2 separate regions of the Homo sapiens genome follow, and region 2 is linked to region 1. The links are chromatin loops, found by intact Hi-C in ENCODE. Cell type or tissue: A673. All regions are shown on one strand. Links, peaks and the distances in the headings refer to the core of each region. The heading gives the core; the rest is flanking DNA. Region 1 holds the start of CIRBP (cold inducible RNA binding protein). Region 2 overlaps KLF16 (KLF transcription factor 16).

The links. Hi-C counts contacts between places; a loop is a spot of excess contacts. Peaks named below come from ENCODE experiments on the same cell type or tissue, not always from the same donor. Only the 100,000 strongest peaks of a DNase experiment are listed, where the experiment ranks them.
Region 2: it touches region 1 in a loop (8-fold over the local background); 3 of 110 quality-filtered maps call a loop at or near these places.

Annotation. Positions count from the first base shown.
Region 1 is chr19:1,262,562-1,271,375 of GRCh38, reverse strand. It overlaps CIRBP (cold inducible RNA binding protein), which reads right to left and starts at 2,044. Exons shown (of 6, transcript NM_001300829.2): 1 at 1,966-2,044; 2 at 340-448; 3 at 130-236; 4 at 1-47. The coding sequence starts at 442. It overlaps CIRBP-AS1 (CIRBP antisense RNA 1), which reads left to right and starts at 1,116. Exons shown (of 2, transcript NR_027271.1): 1 at 1,116-1,551; 2 at 2,986-3,905. LOC105372236 (a long non-coding RNA gene) reads left to right here and starts at 4,835. Exons shown (of 3, transcript XR_936233.3): 1 at 4,835-6,863; 2 at 7,817-7,946. It also overlaps LOC107985303. RefSeq lists silencers at 1,428-1,737, 1,788-1,947, 2,158-2,367, 3,978-4,027, 4,168-5,057 and enhancers at 7,786-7,835, 7,876-7,965. In A673, for the core only: CTCF peaks have their summits at 4,019 and 4,221 (motif pointing right); DNase peaks (open chromatin) are centred at 1,605, 2,165, 4,745, 5,805 and 4 weaker places; H3K4me3 peaks cover 2,311 bases; H3K27ac peaks cover 4,362 bases.
Region 2 is chr19:1,850,244-1,859,057 of GRCh38, reverse strand. It overlaps KLF16 (KLF transcription factor 16), which reads left to right. Exons shown (of 2, transcript NM_031918.4): 2 at 4,298-6,659. The coding sequence ends at 4,599. Among named protein-coding and RNA genes, the nearest start is that of REXO1, 6.2 kb to the right of the region's middle. RefSeq lists enhancers at 1,598-1,647, 3,028-3,217, 3,434-3,728, 3,447-4,002, 4,003-4,560 and 1 more and silencers at 1,748-2,137, 3,468-3,717. In A673, for the core only: no CTCF peak of the experiment used is centred there; DNase peaks (open chromatin) are centred at 3,627 and 5,547; H3K4me3 peaks cover 1,258 bases; H3K27ac peaks cover 4,029 bases.

The DNA.
Region 1 (8,814 bases), core at 1,398-6,397:
GACGACTTGCCTGCCTGGTCTACTCGGATCTGCCGTCCATCTACAGACTGGAGACAGAGGGCGGGACGGGTTAGCAGGTGGGTGCCCCATCCTCGAGACGGGACTCCTGCTCAGCACCCTGATCCTCACCTTCCCATTCATGGCCATCATGGCATCCTTAGCGTCGTCAATGTTCTCAAAGGTGACAAACCCAAATCCCCGAGATCTCTGGGTCTCCCTGTCTTTCACAACCACCACTGTGCAGGGGAGAGAGGTCTGCAGTCAGCACCCAGCTGTACTTCCAGGTAGGAGGAGCACAAGCCCCCCCGCCCAGGGCCGCGGGCCCAGCAGCAGCCTCACCTTCAGAGATCTGTCCGTACTTTGAGAAGACCTGCTCCAGCGACTGCTCATTGGTGTCAAAACTCAGCCCTCCAACAAAAAGTTTGCCTTCATCTGATGCCATGGCGGCCTGTGGCAGACACCAATGAAATCCTCAACAGGGGTCATCTCTCACCACCTCTCCCCGCTTCCTATTTTATGTAAATGACATGTGTTTTTTAGGGGAAATATTAGAAAATCAGATTTTTATTTTTCATTATCTCAAACTCATACCTAGGACTTATTTTTTTGGGGTCGGGGGCAGTGTGTCTAACTGTCACCCAGACTGGAGTGCAGGGGTCACTGCAGCCTCCACCTCCTGGGCTCAAGCAATCCTCCTACCTCAGCCTCCCAAGAAACTGGGACTGTAGGTGTACACCACCACGCCTGGATAATTTTTTTAAATTTGTTTTAGTAGAGATGGGGTCTTGCTCTGTTGCCCAGGCTGGTCTGAAACTCCTGGGCTCAAGCAATCCTCCCACCTTGGCCACCCAAAGTTTTGGGATTACAGGTGTGAGCCACCGCACCCAGCCACCTAGGACTTCTTAATTCAAATAATTTACTCCATCCACCCCCAAGACTGAAGGCAGGCCGCACCCATTTCCACAATGGGTGTCTCCCTTCCCCCACAGCCTTCCAGTTGTGCCCTGGGCAGGACTGCACTCTCAGGTTCTCCTATTTCCGAACGGGTGCCAACTCCTACCCTAACCAACTGACATCTACTTGTTGCTGGACCAGAACGTGCTTCTGCTCACTGTAAAATGCCTCCTGAGACTGGGGGGGGGGCTGGCTGTCAGGGAGGCCGCCCCGTCCTGGGGGGCACCTCAGGGCAGGTACTGACTTCCATAGCCAGGACCTAGGCCGGGAATCGGGAAGGGATGGCCCCGGAAGTGATAAGGCAGGATTTCCAGGCAGGGGAAGTGGCATTTAGGAGAACTGGCTATTTAAGGGGGCGGTCAGTGCTGACACAGACAAAGCATTCACTGGCTGGGAATGGCCGCCACCCAGTGGCTCTGAGAACTAGACTTGGAAGTCTGGCACTGGGAGCTGTGCCAACTTGGACCAAACTTTGGGCGCAAAGCACGACGTGGCAGACGAGGAACCACACTAGAACGGGCCACGCCTACCCAAGATTTACGAGGCCGTCCTTTCCCTCATGCAATCGCAATGGGAAAAGGAGGAAACTAAGGCTCGGTAAGCAAAAGCGTTGGTGTGTGGATACCTCCAGCCCCAAGGCCGGGAAAGCGGCCCTGGAGACCGGGGGCGCCACGTGGCCCCGCCCCCGCCGCGTGCGCATGCGCCCCGCGCGCACCCTGCGCCACTCCATCCGGGAACTCGGCGCTCCCGCCATTTCGCTGGGCACAGCCTCGAGCTCGCGGCCGCCATTTTGCGGCGGCAACCGGGTCGCCGGCGGCCCGGACCGGCGGGGAGAGGCCCTCTGGCCGCTACTCGGCCCAATCTCCCGCTGTCCCTCGCCGCCGGCGGGGCGGACTCCACCCCGGGCCCGCCCCCTCCCAGGGGCGTGCCGCTGCGGCCCCGCCTCGCCTGGCCGCCGCAGGCCGCCCGCCGCCCCGAGCTCCTCGGAGCCGGTGCAGCCAGGGCCCTCACCACTGAGTCGGGCAGGTCCCTGACGCAAGCGGGAAGACAGCGCACCACAACGACCCGAGCCTCCTAACGCGCGAGTGAGGGGGGGGCGTCCCCGAGCCCGGCCTTATATACGCTTCCGCCGGGCCCCGCCCCCTACACATCCTGGGCCAATCAGAGGGCGCGCCTGCGTCTTATATTCATGAGCTGGGGGCCGAGTCTATCTCGGTTCCGCCCCCTCCCGCGGACTGGTGTCGGGCTCGACTATTGGCCGAGACGTTTGCAGTCCGCAGTCCTCCACCCGCGCTCGAGGGGGCGTGACCAGCGCGCGGCGGGGCGGGGCGGGGCTGACCCAGTTACGCGTGCCTGCTCCCTGGCCTGCGGCGGGGAACAAATGGGCCTCTAGCCCCGATTCCCAGGCCTCAGGCCTCATGGGGACTTCTGGGTGTCACTGGGACCCCGACTTTGCCTGTGCTCCAGCAGTCCCGACATAACAACCTAGCCCAGATCCCCTACCCAACCAAGACCCGGCTGTCAGACATCCCAACTTCATCTGAACCCCGACACCTGTCGTGATATTCTTGCCAATACAACCGACGTCCCAGTTTTCCCAGCACCCCAGCACTCCATTCCTGCCATCAACCCCATGCCCACCAAAACCCCAACAGAGACAACCCCATTCATGCGAACCCCAATATTCGCAATCCCAATTCTTCCTACATCGCCACACTTTGGTGCACCCCAACTTTACGCAACCCAGTTTGCCTACAAACTCCAACCCGCACCCAAGCCTAACTCCCACTGGAACCGCGATTATCACGGCTGGGTGCGTGGCCCACACCCCCACACTCGCCTGGCCGGATAGTGTTGTGCGTCCCTGCTGTCGGGTGCAGGCGGACACCCCGAGTCCCCACTGCACCCCAGCACTCCGCCCGGCCCTCGGCCTCCCCTCCCACCGTGCTGCACAGCAACGGCGCACTCGCTCCCCACGCGGGGCCAGGCCCACTCTGCTCCTCCACCCAGGCCTTTTCTCTCCTTCCACAGGCCTCCCCTACTGAGCCTGGTTGGCGGAGGGGAGTCTTAAAGCCGCCGCCATCTGGAGAACCAGCTTTACAAGGACCCTCACTCACTACTCTTCGGCGGCCCCAAAGCCTCTGGGGGGCCCTCTATGGCCACCACTTGCTCCTCGCCCAGGAGTCATCTCATGCCGCCGCCTCCCCCAGCCCTGGTGGAAGAAGCCAGCGCGGACCCCTGCCTCTCTGCCCCAGAAAGTCTTCGGAGGGATGACCCTCTGCTGACAAGCTGGGGGAAGTTGGCGTACAGAGACCCCCGCTTTGCTGCTCATCCCAGGGAAATCCCGGCCCCACTCCTGACCTCAGACTCACTTCCACCCTCAAGTGGATCGAGGTGGGGGTAGCCAGGGGCGCTGTCTCCAGTGACAAGGTCTCTGGGACCCCTCATGGGCTCAAGACCCCCTCCCCCAGGCAGCAGCTGTGTGATTCATCACCACCCCCTCTGCACCTCGGGCCCCCCCACTACAGCCGCCCCACTCCCCGTCAGCGGCAGCCGGCTGCTGCGTCAGCCACTCACGCAGGGTGGTTATTAAAGGAGAGAGACATCAGCACCGAGCTCCCCTGCGCCCGCCGTCCATGCGGGAGGGGCCACCCACCCACTGGAGCCCCAGACGCGGGCGCCACATGCCCAGCCTGGGAGCAATTCAGGCCCATTCTTTCTGATCTGCGCCCCCAGCCCCCAGCCCCAGCAGTCAGCGCGGTGGACGTTCTCTGACCCAGAGCAGCCCTTGTAGGGGGGGAGTTGGAGGGGGTGCCTGGTAGTCACAGCGGCCCCTGCATAATTGCGTAATTCTTGCCGCTCCCCCCAGCCCATCGTTCCCTGGTTCTGTGAGCCTCTGCCTTTTCCTGGTTTTGCGAAGCGCCGTGTTCATTCATTCATTCATTCATTCAGCCAGTGCCTAGTTATTAAGCGCTTACTACGAGCGGGTTCCTGGGTGCGGGCTCCGTGAGTGTCCGCAGCCATCCTGGGTTCCCAGGGTGGCGTTGACACGCACCTGCGCACACCTGCCGCTTTGCATCTGTGCCGAGCACTGTGCACCGGCTTCCAGGTGTGGACCTGTGTCGGTACCTGTGCCTCTGGGGTCAGCTGCGTCTGCGAGCACCCGTGACTCCCAGGTATCTCACCGCGATCCTGTGTCCCCACCGGGGGTCTCAGGCGGCTGGGACCCCTTCATCCACCCCTGCTGGCCACTGACCATGCGGGACCCGACCGGGACGCGCTGCCCGTTGCGGACACCAGGGGGCGCTGCGGCCTCGCTCCGTCCGCGGCGTTTGGCTCGAGCGGCCGGGCTCCCGGTGCCGCCGCTCCACGCAGACGCCTCGCGTGGGAGAGGGGGCCCCGCCGCCCAGCCCTGCGCGGCCACAGCGCACAGTCCTCGAGGGGTCCAATCTCGCGGGGCGAGGACGCAGCCTGCGTGTCGACCCCCAGCCTCCCGCCGCCCCCGCGCCTCGGCCCCAACGGAGGAGCTCAAAATAGCCGCGCCGGGCGGGGGCGAGACTGCTATTCCGGGCCCGACGCGCGGGGCTCGCCCCTGCCCGGCGAGGCGCGGGGATCAGTCAGAGTCCCCGAACCTGCTCCCCGCGCGTCTGTCTTGGGCCCCGTGGGCCCATTCACAAATCCGCCCCCTTTCCAGCCTGCCGTCTCGGAAGGGGCGCGCACCTCCTGCACCCTGATACTCCTCCCGGGCCTCCTCCCCTGCGGGGCGTCGCCATGGAGACGAGGGCGGAGCTCCCTCGCTCCCGCACCGCCCACTCCGCCCTCCCCACGGGGCCCCGCCCGCCGGACGCCAGGTCCTCCCCCGACCCCGACTAATGACCGGGCGGGAGGCGGTAGAGAGCGTCTAGGCCTGCGACGGGCGTGGCCGAGGATGAAAGGCGCGTGGGGGGGACCCCGGGGCCGCATAATTACCGCCTCCTCCTAGCCAGGCGGGGGCCGGGACCGTGCACCTGGCGGCCGCCCCGCGGGGGCGCAGAAATAGGACCGTCCTGGCAGAGGCTGCAGCCGACCCAGCTGGCCCCACTACGCGGGGCCCAGAGCCAGGGTGGGGGATGCAGAGACCGGGCGTGCGGGTTGCCAGGTGTGGCGCACATGTGTGCCCGTGGGCAGAGTACAGAGACACAAGCTTGTGTGGACACGAATGTGTAGCTATGTGCGAGTGCACACGGCGTGGTGAGTGCAGGGACCCCAGGCCGGCCTGCGTCGGTGCGCAGGGCATATAGGGGCGTGCACGCAGTCTTGGAGGTGTGTGCACAGAGCCCCCGGCACCCGCGTGTGTGCAAAGACACAGGAACCCGTCTGCGTGGCGCTGTGTGTGCAACCCAAGGAGGTGGGCGCTTGGACTCCAAAGTGTGCGCTTATCCGGATGTGGATGTGGGGGCAGCCGGGGACAGGGCTGGGTGTGCGTGACTCGGGTGTGCCGGGACCCACAGAGCATATGTGTCCATGCCTGGTGCTGTGACTCATGTCCCTGGGGTGGGCACGCGTGCTGTGTCAGCGGGAGCCGCGCCTCCCAGGGCAGCCCAGAGTTCCAGAAGCCCAGAAGAGGAAGGGTTAAACCTGCCTCTTCCCCCAGCTCCCAGCTGAGTCCAGGGCTGGGATCTCAGGTCCCCTGGGAGGCCCCGCGCGCCCCCCCCCGCCACCCCGCCCCACCCCCGGGCCTGAGATTCAGGGGCTGCTACACAGGAAAGCCGGACTGAGCTGCTCCCCAGCCTCAGTTTCCCTCCTGTTCCTCGGATGCGTTCGCAGGGTGGGTCGGCTTCCCTTCCCTGTGACTCACCCCCTCCCCACAGGCCTGAGTCACAGCTCAGGAATGTGGAGGCTGGGAGGCCCTGTCTACTCCTGCCCCGGCCAGGCCATCCCAGCAGCCCAAAGGCCAGGCCTGGGCCACAGAGGGACATCCCCGGCACACACACCCCGCCACAGGCCACACACAGGTGCACACCCACACCCCTGCTTCGTACCCACTGGACACAAAGTCATACACCATGCACTCGGCATCCGGAGACCCTGCCTGCCACAGGCACACGCAGTAGACAGGCTGGGGACAGGACGGACCCCGACCTGCCCTGGGGTCACACACCTGTTTGCTCTTTCAGTACACAGGATACTGCAGAGACATAGGTGACCCCTTCTGCTGGGGCGCAGACCAGCCAAGCACATGTGGCGGACGTGTAGTGACGTGCACCCATGCGTGTCTGTGACGTGCAGATCAGGTGTCTGTGAAAGGCCCAAGACCCTGCATGGCCCACGGACACCCTAAAGCTGACCGAGGCTTAGGCTCGCCTGCGTGGACGCTGGGGATGCAGCCACCTAGTTTCTGAAACTGGGAAAAGGTCTGGGGGCTCCGGAGCCCCCACCTCCATGCAGCCTCAGATGTTGCTTAGCAACAGATGCGCGCTCTGGGGTAGGCGGATGGATCTCCACCTGGGCCCAGTTCCCTCTCATGGGACTACACGTCCTGTGCCTAACAGAGAGGTCAAAGAGTGGGGATTTCCTGCAAAGCCAACCAGGCTCAGGGTGGCCCTGCCTAGGGTGGGAGGTATCTCCATGGCAACAGTGGAGTGGGACAAGTGGAGAGTATTTCCCCACTCTCCCAGGCAGCTGCAGGGGCTCAGGACCTACGGAGTGCAAGTGAAGACACCTATGTTGCATCTTGCTGGAGAGGCACCTGGCACCTGCCCGCCCCAGCGTGCCTGGAGGGTTCCCACATCCAGACGGACAGACGGGCCAGGGGACACCCGTCCAGGCAGCCATGGCTGCTCAGCCACAGTCCCTGGAGGGTCAGGGGCCCAGCTGTGAGGCAGGCGGTGCCCAAGACGCTCTCTGGACCGCACTGCTTCATCTGAGAGGTGGGCATGCCAGCAGCACCTCCTGGGGTTAGAGGCGCACAGGGAAGACCTGGTAGGAAGTCGGTCAAGGGCAGTTAGCAGCAAAAGACAGCTCCACGCAGCGCCAGGCTTTCCTTGTTGTTTGCTTCCTTGATGTGGCAGTCCACATGGAATCATCCCGTATGCAGGCCGGGAGCGCTGGCTCATGCCTGGAATCCCAGCACTTTCGTTTGAGTCCAGGAGTTTGATACCAGCCGGGGCAACATAGCTAGACCCTGTCTCTACAAAAAAAAAAAAAAAGCAAAATTAGCTGGGCATGGTGGTGCTCACCTGTAGTCCCAGCTACTCAGGAGGCTGAGGCAGGAGGATCGCTTGAGCCCAGGAGTTCCAGCGAGGCTGCAGTGAGCTGTGATGGAGCCACTGCGTTCCAGCCTGGAAAGAGAGTGAGACCCCGTCTCGAAAATACTAATAACTGGGGCCAGGTGTGGTGGCTCACACCTGTAATCCCAGCAATTTGGGAGGCCAATGCGGGTGGATCATTTGAGGGCAGGAGTTTGAGACCAGCCTGACCAACATGGTGAAATCCCTTCTCTACTAAAAATAAATAAAATTGGGCTGGATGCTGTAGCTCACGCCTGTAATCCCAGCACTTTAGGAGGCCGAGACAGGCAGATCACTTGAGATCAGGAGTTCGAGACCTGCCTGGCCAACATGGGGAAAGCCCGTCTCTACTAAAAAAATACAAAAATTAGCCGGGCGTGGTGGCGGGCGCCTGTAATCCCAGCTACTCCAGAGGCTGAGGCAGGAGAATCACTTGAACCCGGGAGGCAGAGGTTGCGGTGAGCCGAGATCGCGCCAATGCACTCCAGCCAGGGCGACAGAGCGAGACTCCGTCTCAAAACAAAAACAAACAAAAATAATAATTGTCCCGTATGCTAACTCTCCTGTTTCATTTGTATTTCCAACATGCACAGAAAGACTTTTGGAAGGCATAGGTTGGGGCTCGCCTGGGAACCCCTCTCCATCCCCCACCCAGACTCCAGCAGGCTGGAGTCAAGCTTGGCTGGGCAGCGGAGGATCACTGGTGCACAGAGGGGTGAGTGGGTGAGTGTCTGTGGCTGGAGGCCCTGGGGGTGTTCCTGCCCCCGCCCAGGCGTGTGTTGGTTGTGGGGGAAGGCTGCTGCCCTCTCTGTATCTGGTCAGGGCCCTCTTTGTATCTGGTGACAGCTGCGGTGTGTGGTGGGACTCTGCAGGCTGGAGTTTTGTTTGGGGAGGCCTTGGCCCAGGCTGAGCAAGGAGGTTCTGTTTGTTTTAGGGTCACACAGTGGATTGAGGTTGGGGACAGGTATATGGGGTGTGTCTGGGGGGGGGGGTTGTGTATCTGGGAGCCTGGCACACCAGCCGCACCCATAAATGCGTGGCCTGTGGAGGGCTGTCCCGGGCGTGCTGGTCGGGGGTGTGGGATGGCTGTGCAGGCCCCTCGTGGGATGGCACCCATTGGTTTTGCTTGCTCTCCCCCAGGGCTGAGTGTGGGTAGCGTCCTGGGTATGGGGCATGTGCCCTCCGTGGAAACCAGCTGTCTCCCTTGCCCCGCTCCACCCACATTCCAGAGGGGTTGGGGGTGCCCTCCCAGGCTCCCGCCCGCTCCTCGACCTCCGACCTCGGCCCAAGCCCACTCTCTCTGCTCTGGCAACCGAGGAGGCAGCTGGCTCCAGGGAGGGACTGCAAGGCGGGGGAGGAAGCTGGAATGTGCCCCGGGGTGAAGGGGGCCCCCAGAGAGGGGGCGGAAGCAGGGGAGGGACGGAGGGGCGGAGATGGTGGTACTGGGTTGGGGAGAGCGCCAGAGATCGGGACAGAAATAGAGAAAGGCAAAAGAAAGAGAAATGGAGGGAGTGAGAACCAGAAAGAGGGTGGAGGCAGGGCCCAGGTGACAGCCTCCCCTCCCCCACCCGCTGGGCTGGGCTGGGCTGCT
Region 2 (8,814 bases), core at 563-5,562, 590 kb before region 1:
CCCCCACCCACCGCCTCTCCAGCCTGCAGAGTGCAGAGAGCAGCTGGAACTGCCTGCAGGTGCCCCAGCTAGTGGGATGGGGAGGGCTCCCCCAGGGTTGTGGGGGGCGATAACCACCCCCACCCAGGCTCTCTGATAAAAGCAGCCCAGATCGGTGGGGAGGAGGCACATGATACCAGCAGGGTGAGCTGTGGGGGCGGGGGGCACCACCCTGGCTTAGACCATTTCTGGAACAGAGGTTACACAGGCACCAGGGTCCTTGAGGGGGTTGTCCCCTGCCGACCCCCAGGTACCCAGAGTCTGGTGCAGGAGGTCCTGGCCTGGGTTGGGCCTCAGGTGGGCCTCCTTTTATGTAGAAGGGAGTAGTGATAGTTTGGCGGCGGGGTGGGGAGGACAGGAGTATTCAAGATGCTGAGCAAACATTATCTGCCCTTGCTCTTGTTGGAACCAGAGCTTGATCCCCTAGGCCTGCATTCTCCTTTTCCACAGATATGCATTAAGCACCTGCTGTATACCAGGCCTGTGCTGGGCATTGCCGGGGACCCAGCCGTCAATGAAGTGCCTGCCTTCTGCTCCCACTGGAGTGCAGGGGTGCAGATATTACACCCACAAGATGCATGCGTTTTTGGAAGCCTGGTACAAAGACAGAGAAGCTGACCAAGGGTGCTTGGGGGGCACCAGGCCACTGTGAGGGGCACTGCTGCTCAGAGAAGCTCCGGGCAGGATCAGCCATCAGTTTTGACCCTAGGCCAGGGCGGAACTCAGGAAAGCCAAGCGCAGTCTGGGTGCCCAGGCGGGAGCTGCTGGACTACTGCACTAGTCCAGGAGTGAGCTGGGAGGGGCAGGGTGGGGCCTGGACGGATCCCGAAGGTGATGGGATTTGGCTGGCAGGTGGCACGTGGGGAGGTACGGGATTGACACAAGGGTGGGTATGCCTGCCTGCGTGTTTGGCGGGAACAGCAGGGGGTTTGGAAAGGGGAAGTCTACTGGAGGAGTGGGGATGGGGGAGGAAGGAAGCTTTGGCTTTGGGAAGTCAGGGGAGCTAGGGGCAGAGTGGGTGTGGGGGTTGCTATGGCCCAGTAGTATTCGAGACCCCACCCCCAGGCTGGCAGGGCCTCACCACCAGTGTTCCCCCTTTTCTGCAGCGGCTCCCAGAAGCAGCTGCCTATAGGTTCTATAGAACCTGCTCAAGGATCACCTTCAGGAGCTCCTCCCTTCCCTGGGTGGGTAAGAGGCCTCCCCAGCCCCAGCCTTTCCTGGCTCTCCTGGGATGCTTGCTTTGCGGCTGGGGCTGGTCTTCCCCACCTGTGCCCTCCCCTACAGACCCGACCCCACCTGTTAGGTGGACGTGAGTGCCCCGGCAGGCAGCCGGCCACAGCCCCCCTCCCCACCCCAAGGCCCCCCAGACAAGCTCAGGAGGTGAGGCTTCCCTGTCGGAACCAGGGCCCTTGGCACAGTCCCGCAGTCCTGTCTCCAGGCCCCTCCTGTGCCGGCTCAGACGGGGCCGGGCCAGGTTTCCAGGACTTCCTGGACTCCATTTTTCTGAGCCTGCCTGTTTCCGAGGCTGTCCTGAGCTCACCCGGGCCCAGCCTGAGTCAGAGGGTCAAGTCCACCGCGGCCCCGCCCACACTGCCCTCCCGCGTTGTCCCCACCCACCGCATCCTCAGGGCGCTGCGTCTCGGCCAGGTAGCGCGGAGCAGCTGGGTGGCTGTGCACCTGGGGGCCCGGCTGGCTAGGAGCAGCGCGCTCTGGGCCCCCACAAGTTCACCCCACCCTCCTCCCTGCGAGTGGATTGTGTGCGAGGCAGGGCCTGGCATTTCGCAGAGGCGCTTCGCCCAGCGCAGCGTGGGTGGGTAGCCCGTGCACCCCCTGCCCCGCCACCCACGTGCGCATGTGCGCGCCTCAGTCTCCAAGCGCGGGGCGGGGCTGGCAGGCACCCAGGCCGGAGAGGCGACCCTGGCCCGGGCCCCCTGGCCCCGGCGGGAGTGGGACCACGTGAGCGGGGCCGGCTGGGGCTGCGGATGTCCCCGCCGCCGCCGCCGAGCTACGTGCGGCAGCTGTGTTCCCAGCGGCTGCGCGCCCCTGCCCCGGTCGCCCCCCCCACCCCGGCAACCTGCTCCTCCTTGCAAAGTGGAACTGGGGGAGAGGGAGTGGAGACCAGCCCCGCCGCCCTGAAAGGGGAAGTGAACCAACTGACTGTCCGGCACCCAGCCGTGGGATGTTCCCCCTTCCCTCCTGCCGCCTCCCCGCCTGTGCCTTGCAAGATGGCGACACGGCGGCATGTTCCCTGGAGGGGCGCGAGCCCCAATCCCGTGGTCTGCTCCAGCCGCGCTCCCACAGCCAGACCCCGTCCCCAGACTGAGGCCCTTGGGAGCTGTCAGGGCCCAGTGGTTGAGATGGGAGTGGGGTCCCTTCCAGGGCTGCTCTGCGCCTCTTGCTTGGGTTGTAGACGGCCCCCAGCTGGGGCGGACCCGCGACCCCAGCTGCATCCTGGGTTGCTTGGGGGAGACTTGGGGTGTGGAGCAGGCAGCCCCAGGGATTTGAGGCTACTGTTGGTCTTGGTGACAGCTGGTCTCTCCCCCTCTCCAGCTGCCTGGATTCACAACCTCTTGGGGAGGGGGGCTGCTGGTCTCTGTCTGCAGTCTTGTTTTGCTGAGGGTGTCGGGGTGTGGCAGGGAGGAAGGATGAGATGAGAAGGGAAGGTTTTTTCTTCCAGCTCTTCTTGGGTCACGGGTGATCGCTGGTGCCCCTCAGTGGGCAGACCCCTCCACCCTCCCGTGCCCCTCCTCAGCTGGGCTCCCCAGGGCAGCCCCTGATCTTAGAGCAGAGATGTCACTCGGTCACCCTGAGCATGGCCGTGCCCCTCCCGCCGTCTCTGTACCCCTCACCATGGTCCCTGCTGTGGGTCCTTCTAGGCCCCTGGCTGGCTGCAGTTCTTCATGGACCGGTGGGAGTGCTCCCAGGGCCAGAGCAACCTCCAGTGCTGGGCGTGGGCTGCCCAGTTTGTAACCCACCGGGTGACTACCCTCCTGGCCCTGCTGTGGCTTCCTTGAGAATAGGCTTTGGGGCCACTCAGGGGAGTTGGTTCTGACGTCTCTTTTGCTACTCAGGGCTCCAACCAGTGCCACGAGGGGCATGCACATCCGGTCTCCATCCACACAACCCACCCTGGGGTGTCACGGGAATAACGTCCCGGAATGCCAGGGTCCAGGGTACCTGGTGCAGGGCCCGAAAGGGTGGGAGCTTCGGGGATGCAGGGCCCTTTGTCCTGCTTCGGTCCCTGGGTGGAGGTGGACTGACCTGCCCCTCCCCAGTCGTTGGAGACCCCTATCTGCTGGGGAGACGCTGACATCACGATGCCACATGCTGTGGGCGTGAGACCCCGGCTAAAGGAAGGGGTCGGGTGGCACAGTTCTAGAGCAAAGACCCACACCGCCTGGAGGCGCACAGGCAGGCCCAGATGGTGACGGCTGGTTAGGGGCAGGATGGGCGAGGCCCGGCCTTGGCGGTGGGAGGGGACTGTGGAGGAAGTGGCCGGGTGGTGGCCCGCCCCTGCCCAGCGCCATCTGTCCCGTGGGGGTGGGGCGAGTCCAGCCCGCCGGGCCCCGCCCCTTCCCGGGAGACCCCGCCCCCTCCCCTCCCTGTGAGCTTTCCTGCCTGTCTTCCATCTAACCACACCCCGAGATCGGGGCCCAGACTGACTGTGCCTGCGGGTTCCTCCCATGCCCCCTTGCTCGTGGAGGGGCCAGGAGGGTTAGGGAGGTTGCCATGATTGTACCCCCTTAACCCAGCCTTTGCATCCCAGGTGGTCATTTGGAAAAGGAGGGGATCATGCACAGATGGAGGCCCCTGCATGCCCCTGGGTGGGGGGCAGGGACAGCCTGAAGGCCGAGCATGCCTTCTGAGCGTGCCTGTGCCTGGGACAGACACTGGGAGGCCTTTGCTAATCCCTGCCAGGGTCCCGCCTGGGGCCAGAGGCTGCGAGGGCCTGGGGAGCTTCAGCCTTGGGGGTCTGCGGCGGTTACTTACGGTTAACAGATTCTGGGCTCGCCGGAGAGTCCTTTCTAAGAGCTGGTAGGAAATAAGAGGATTATTTATTAGGGTCTCGTGTTGGGCCACCGGGGGGCGGGTAAGGGTTGTATTCTTTGTGCTTCTCCATGTTTTGAACTCACACCAGAGCTCAGCCTCTAAAACGGCACGGGACAAATGCCCGCCACCCTTTGGGATCTGCTGGAACGTGTCTGTCATCTCCCCCCGCCCCCGCTGACCCGCTGTCTGTCTCTGTCTCTCCGTCCAGGGGAACGCCCTTTTGCTTGTGACTGGCAGGGCTGCGACAAGAAGTTCGCCCGCTCCGACGAGCTGGCCCGCCACCACCGGACGCACACGGGCGAGAAGCGCTTCTCCTGCCCTCTGTGCTCCAAGCGCTTCACCCGCAGTGACCACCTGGCCAAGCACGCCCGCCGCCACCCCGGCTTCCACCCGGACCTGCTCCGGCGCCCTGGTGCCCGCAGTACCTCCCCCAGCGACTCGCTGCCCTGCAGCCTGGCCGGGAGCCCTGCGCCCAGCCCCGCGCCCAGCCCAGCCCCCGCAGGCCTGTAGGGCCCTCGTGCAGCCCACCCTGACCGCCAGGATGCTTCTGCCATCCAGGGGTGTAGTGAGGACCCACGGGGAGCCTGGGCCCCTTCCAGCCGTGGGCAAACCCTGAAGACACCCCTGCCCCCCTCCAGAGAGTGAGGAGGGGGCCTGAGACTGGACCTGGGTCTGCCTGACCTCAGAGGTGGCTCTCAGGATGGGTGACGGGGGCTTGTGTCTGTAAATAGCCATGATACTAACTTTCTTCCCATCTGTGCAACGGGGCCCCCCCAGGGCAGCTAGGAGGTCCTCCCCTCTCCTCTCCACCACCCCCTGCTGCCCCCCTCCCGGGGTGGGGTTTGGGGGGGTGGAGTGGACTTCTGGGAGCCGGCCCGGGGAAAGCACCCCCTGCCCCATCCCTGCAGATTGGGATGAAGTGTTCAGACAGCCATAGAGGAGTCGGGGGTTGACACGGCCCCTGCCTCTCCCCACCCCACCCCCACCCCACCGAAAGCCATGGGAGTAGTTCAGGGAAATGGGGGTGCAGCCCAGCCACCCCCCATTCGGGTACTCAATCTCAGGTGTCCACAAGTTCTGCCCACGGTAGGGGCTGCCTGGCCCCCCAGACCTCGGGGGTAGAGCCAGGAGTGGGGCAGCGTTAGGATGCCCGGAGGGGCTCCAGGTGTTGCTTCTGAGACCTGGGATGGGGAGGGAGGGGACCTCTGGGTTCTTCCAAAGAACATTTGACTCAGTGGGGTCGGGAGGGAATCCTGGCTTATTTATTTTCCTCTGTCCTCGGGTGTGGGGGCCCTAGCTCGCCCTCTCTGGGTGGGTGGGTGAGAGAGGCTGCAGGGGAGGCTGGCACCGGGCTTGGGCCTCCAGTCCCTGCCTTGCTGACTTTGGCCGTTGCGGTATCACGTGACAATCAACTCTCCCTTAACGACGACTGCGGCTGTTGGGCTGCGCTGCCCTCCCTGGCCTGCAGGTGGGGCCGTGGAGCCCATGCCCGCCGGGGTTGCAGGCTCTTCCGGGCCTGGGCTGCAGCCTGGCCCGGCCCTGCTTCCCTGGCCTCCCCTCCTTCTCCTGGGTGCTTGGAAGAGGTGGGTCCTGGCCCGTGGTTGAGGTCTTGCCTCGTGGACTGGAAGCAGAGGGCTGGCTGTGCAGCCTCCTGGGGTAGCTCGTTTTTTTTGCACCGGGTAGAATATTTTTTCAGGCACGGATTCCTTTTTTTCTGGGCCCCCATGGGTGGTCCGGCATCCTCAGGGGGTGTGAGTGTGTGTGGGGGGTCTCTGAGCTGAACTTGGGTGGGGTGGGGACTTGTTCCTCGGGGGCCACCTTTGTGTCCTTGTCAGCGGTCGTCCTGCTGTGGCCTGGGTTGCATTTCCTCTTGGGGGGGGTATTGAGGACCCCCAGCCTGGAATGAGAAGGGTCCCCGGTTCCATGTCAGACCCAGAAAGGTGGATCCCCCCACTGTTGGCTGCAGGAGGTTTTTGGTACCCCCTTTTGTTCCAGAACCGTCCTGCCTCTCGCTTGGGGACAGGGGGGCTTTGGATGGCACTGGTGTGCACCTGGACCCAGCCCCGGCCTGGCAGGATCCAGGGATGGGTGCCTGGGATCCTGGGGGGAGGGAGGCAGGGGACGCCCTTCTGGAGCTGGGCTCGGAGGGTCCTGCCCCATCCAGCCCTCGGCTCTCTGTGTTCTCTGTCCCTAGCCTCAAACCCTCTTCTGGCAGCGCTAGTGAGATGCCTTAGTCTGTGGGGGTGGGTGGGGGACTGGGGCCCCGTTTTCCTTTGTGAGTCTTGGTTGGCCCCAGCCCTGGCAGGGGCCTGTCTGGAGCAGGGGTAGGTAGGGCTGTGGGTTCCAGAACTCTATAACTGGGCCCCTCTCCAGTGTCCAGGGGCTTGGAGAGACCTGCGCCCACCCCTCCACTCTCCCAGGAGTCGCTGATCACTGGGACCTGGTTCCAGCCGTTTGCAGGGGAGGCGGCTCCGAGAGGCGTGTGCTTTCCGTGGGTGGCGCCCCTCCCCCGCCCTGCCTGGCCTCATCCTTGTATTTAATTAATTAAACAAGCCCCTTTTTAAACCCTACTCCAGCGTGTGTGTGGTCTCTCCCGTGGCAGTCCCCACCTGTGGGCACGCTCTGAATCCCTCTGTCCCACCCACCAGTGTGGTCCCAAGTTCATCCACCTCGTGGGGAAACCGAGGCAGCGGGCTAGTGAAGGGGGTCTTGGCCAGGCCCCTCTGGCTGAGACACAAAATGCCCTGCCCCTAGCCCTAAGCCCCGCGGAGGGGGCTGCCTGCAGCAGCGCGCGCTGCGCCCGCCGGGTGTCACCCACGCCTGGCGCAGCTGCGCCCCCCGCCCAGCTTCCCGCCCGCCCCGTTGCCTGGCAACCGAGGCACAGTGACAGGGCGCCCGGGGGCGTCCACCGCCCGCCCCTTCCGGTGCCGCAGGGGATGGGGGAGCCTGCGCCCCCGGGGCTGCTCGCCGGCGCGGGACAGGCTCCTCCACGGAGGGTCCCCCGGCCGCCTCCCAGGCTCCTGTGCTCCTGTATTGAGCGCCTACTGTATGCCAGCTCCCCTAGTGGGAATAGGGAAGAGGGGGCGGTGAGAGCTTTGAGGCCCTCCCCAGGAAAAAACCACTGTGGACTCCAGCGCTCCCCAGAGCCTGGAGGCCGGCGGGGCTGGGATGGGGCCGGGCAGGCCACTCCTACACACCTGCTGAGCCCTGGGGCTTCGCCTGCTGCCCGCCCGGGGAAGGGGGTGGTCGGCCTCTCGTATCGCGCGGCCGGCGCCGGCTCACGCCAGACCCCTCCCCAACCTGGGCGGCAAATTCCCGGCTTTACTCGAGGGCAGCCTCCCTCGTGCACCCCCAATCCTGCCCGACCCATCCTCCCATCCTACCGGACGCCCCACAAACATCACTCCCGGGACTCTCGCACCCCTCCAGCTCCTGCCTGGTTTTCTGCCCCTCTGGAGCAAAATGTCTAGAATATGGGGTCTACACTCGCAGCCTCACCCCTCTCTCTGACGGACACACTCGCATTAGGCTTTTAAATTACACGCCCCACCCCCAGCACACACACGTGCCCAGAAGCAGCACCATCCTTTTGGTGCCTTTGGGACCCCGACCCTCCCGGGCGTCCCTCCCACCCGCAGGCTGCTCTTGCCATGCCCCCTCCTCGGTCGAGGGCAGTTCCATCCTGCAAGGCCAAAATCCTTGGGGAGTCACCCTGGACCCCACTGTGTGTCTCACCACCCACATCTGGCCCATCTGAAACCTCCTTGGGCTCTACCTTCAAAATAGATCCAGGATCTGGCCGCCTTTCCCTGCTGTAAGGGCTTCCACCGCGACGGTCTAGCCTCCTCACGACTCACCTGAACCAGTGCAATCACCTTGGCCCTGGTCTCCTCACGGTTTGTCCTCCCCACGGCCACCAGAGGGTGTCCGTGAACACCTGGGGCAAGTCTGGTTCCTCCTCTGCCCGCAACCCTCCATGGCTCCCACTGCCCTCACAGTCAAAGCCCAAGTCCTCCCTGAGGCCCATAGGGTTCTGCATGACCTGCCCCGTCCTCTCCCTGCTCTTCCCTCCTGCCTCTCTCCCCCTCCTCACCCTGGTCCAGCCACACTGGCCTCCTCGCTGTTCCTCCAACACACCAGGCGCAGTCCTGCCCATGGCCTGTGCCCTCTGCCCGGAATGCTTTTCCTCCAGAAGCCTGCTTGGCTCCCTCATCATCTTTTATTTATTTATTTATCTTTTATTTTTTCGAGACACTGTCTCACTCTGTCACCCAGGCTGGAGTGCAGTGGTGCAATCTTGGCTCACTGCAACCTCCGCCTCCCAGGTTCAAGGGATTCTCCTGCCTCAGCCTCCCGAGTAGCTGGGATTACAGGCATGGGCCACCACACCCAGCTAATTTTTGTAATTTTAGTAGAGATGGGGTTTCACCATGTTAGTCAGGCTGGTCTCGAACTCCTGACCTCAAGTGATCTGCCTGCCTCAGCCTCCCAAAGTGCTGGGATTACAGGCGAGAGGCACCATGCCTGGCCCCTAATTTTCTGTAAAACCGCACAAATCCCGCCTTCCCCATAGAATCACCCAGACCAGCCCTGTGCCCAGTCCAGGCTCTTCTCCTGTTTCTGTTCTCAAAGCACTTTCCACCTGGCTTCAGGCTGTCTCACTTATTGCTGTGTTCATTGTCGGCCTCCCTGCCTACACCATCACCTCCACCAGAGTGGGGTTCT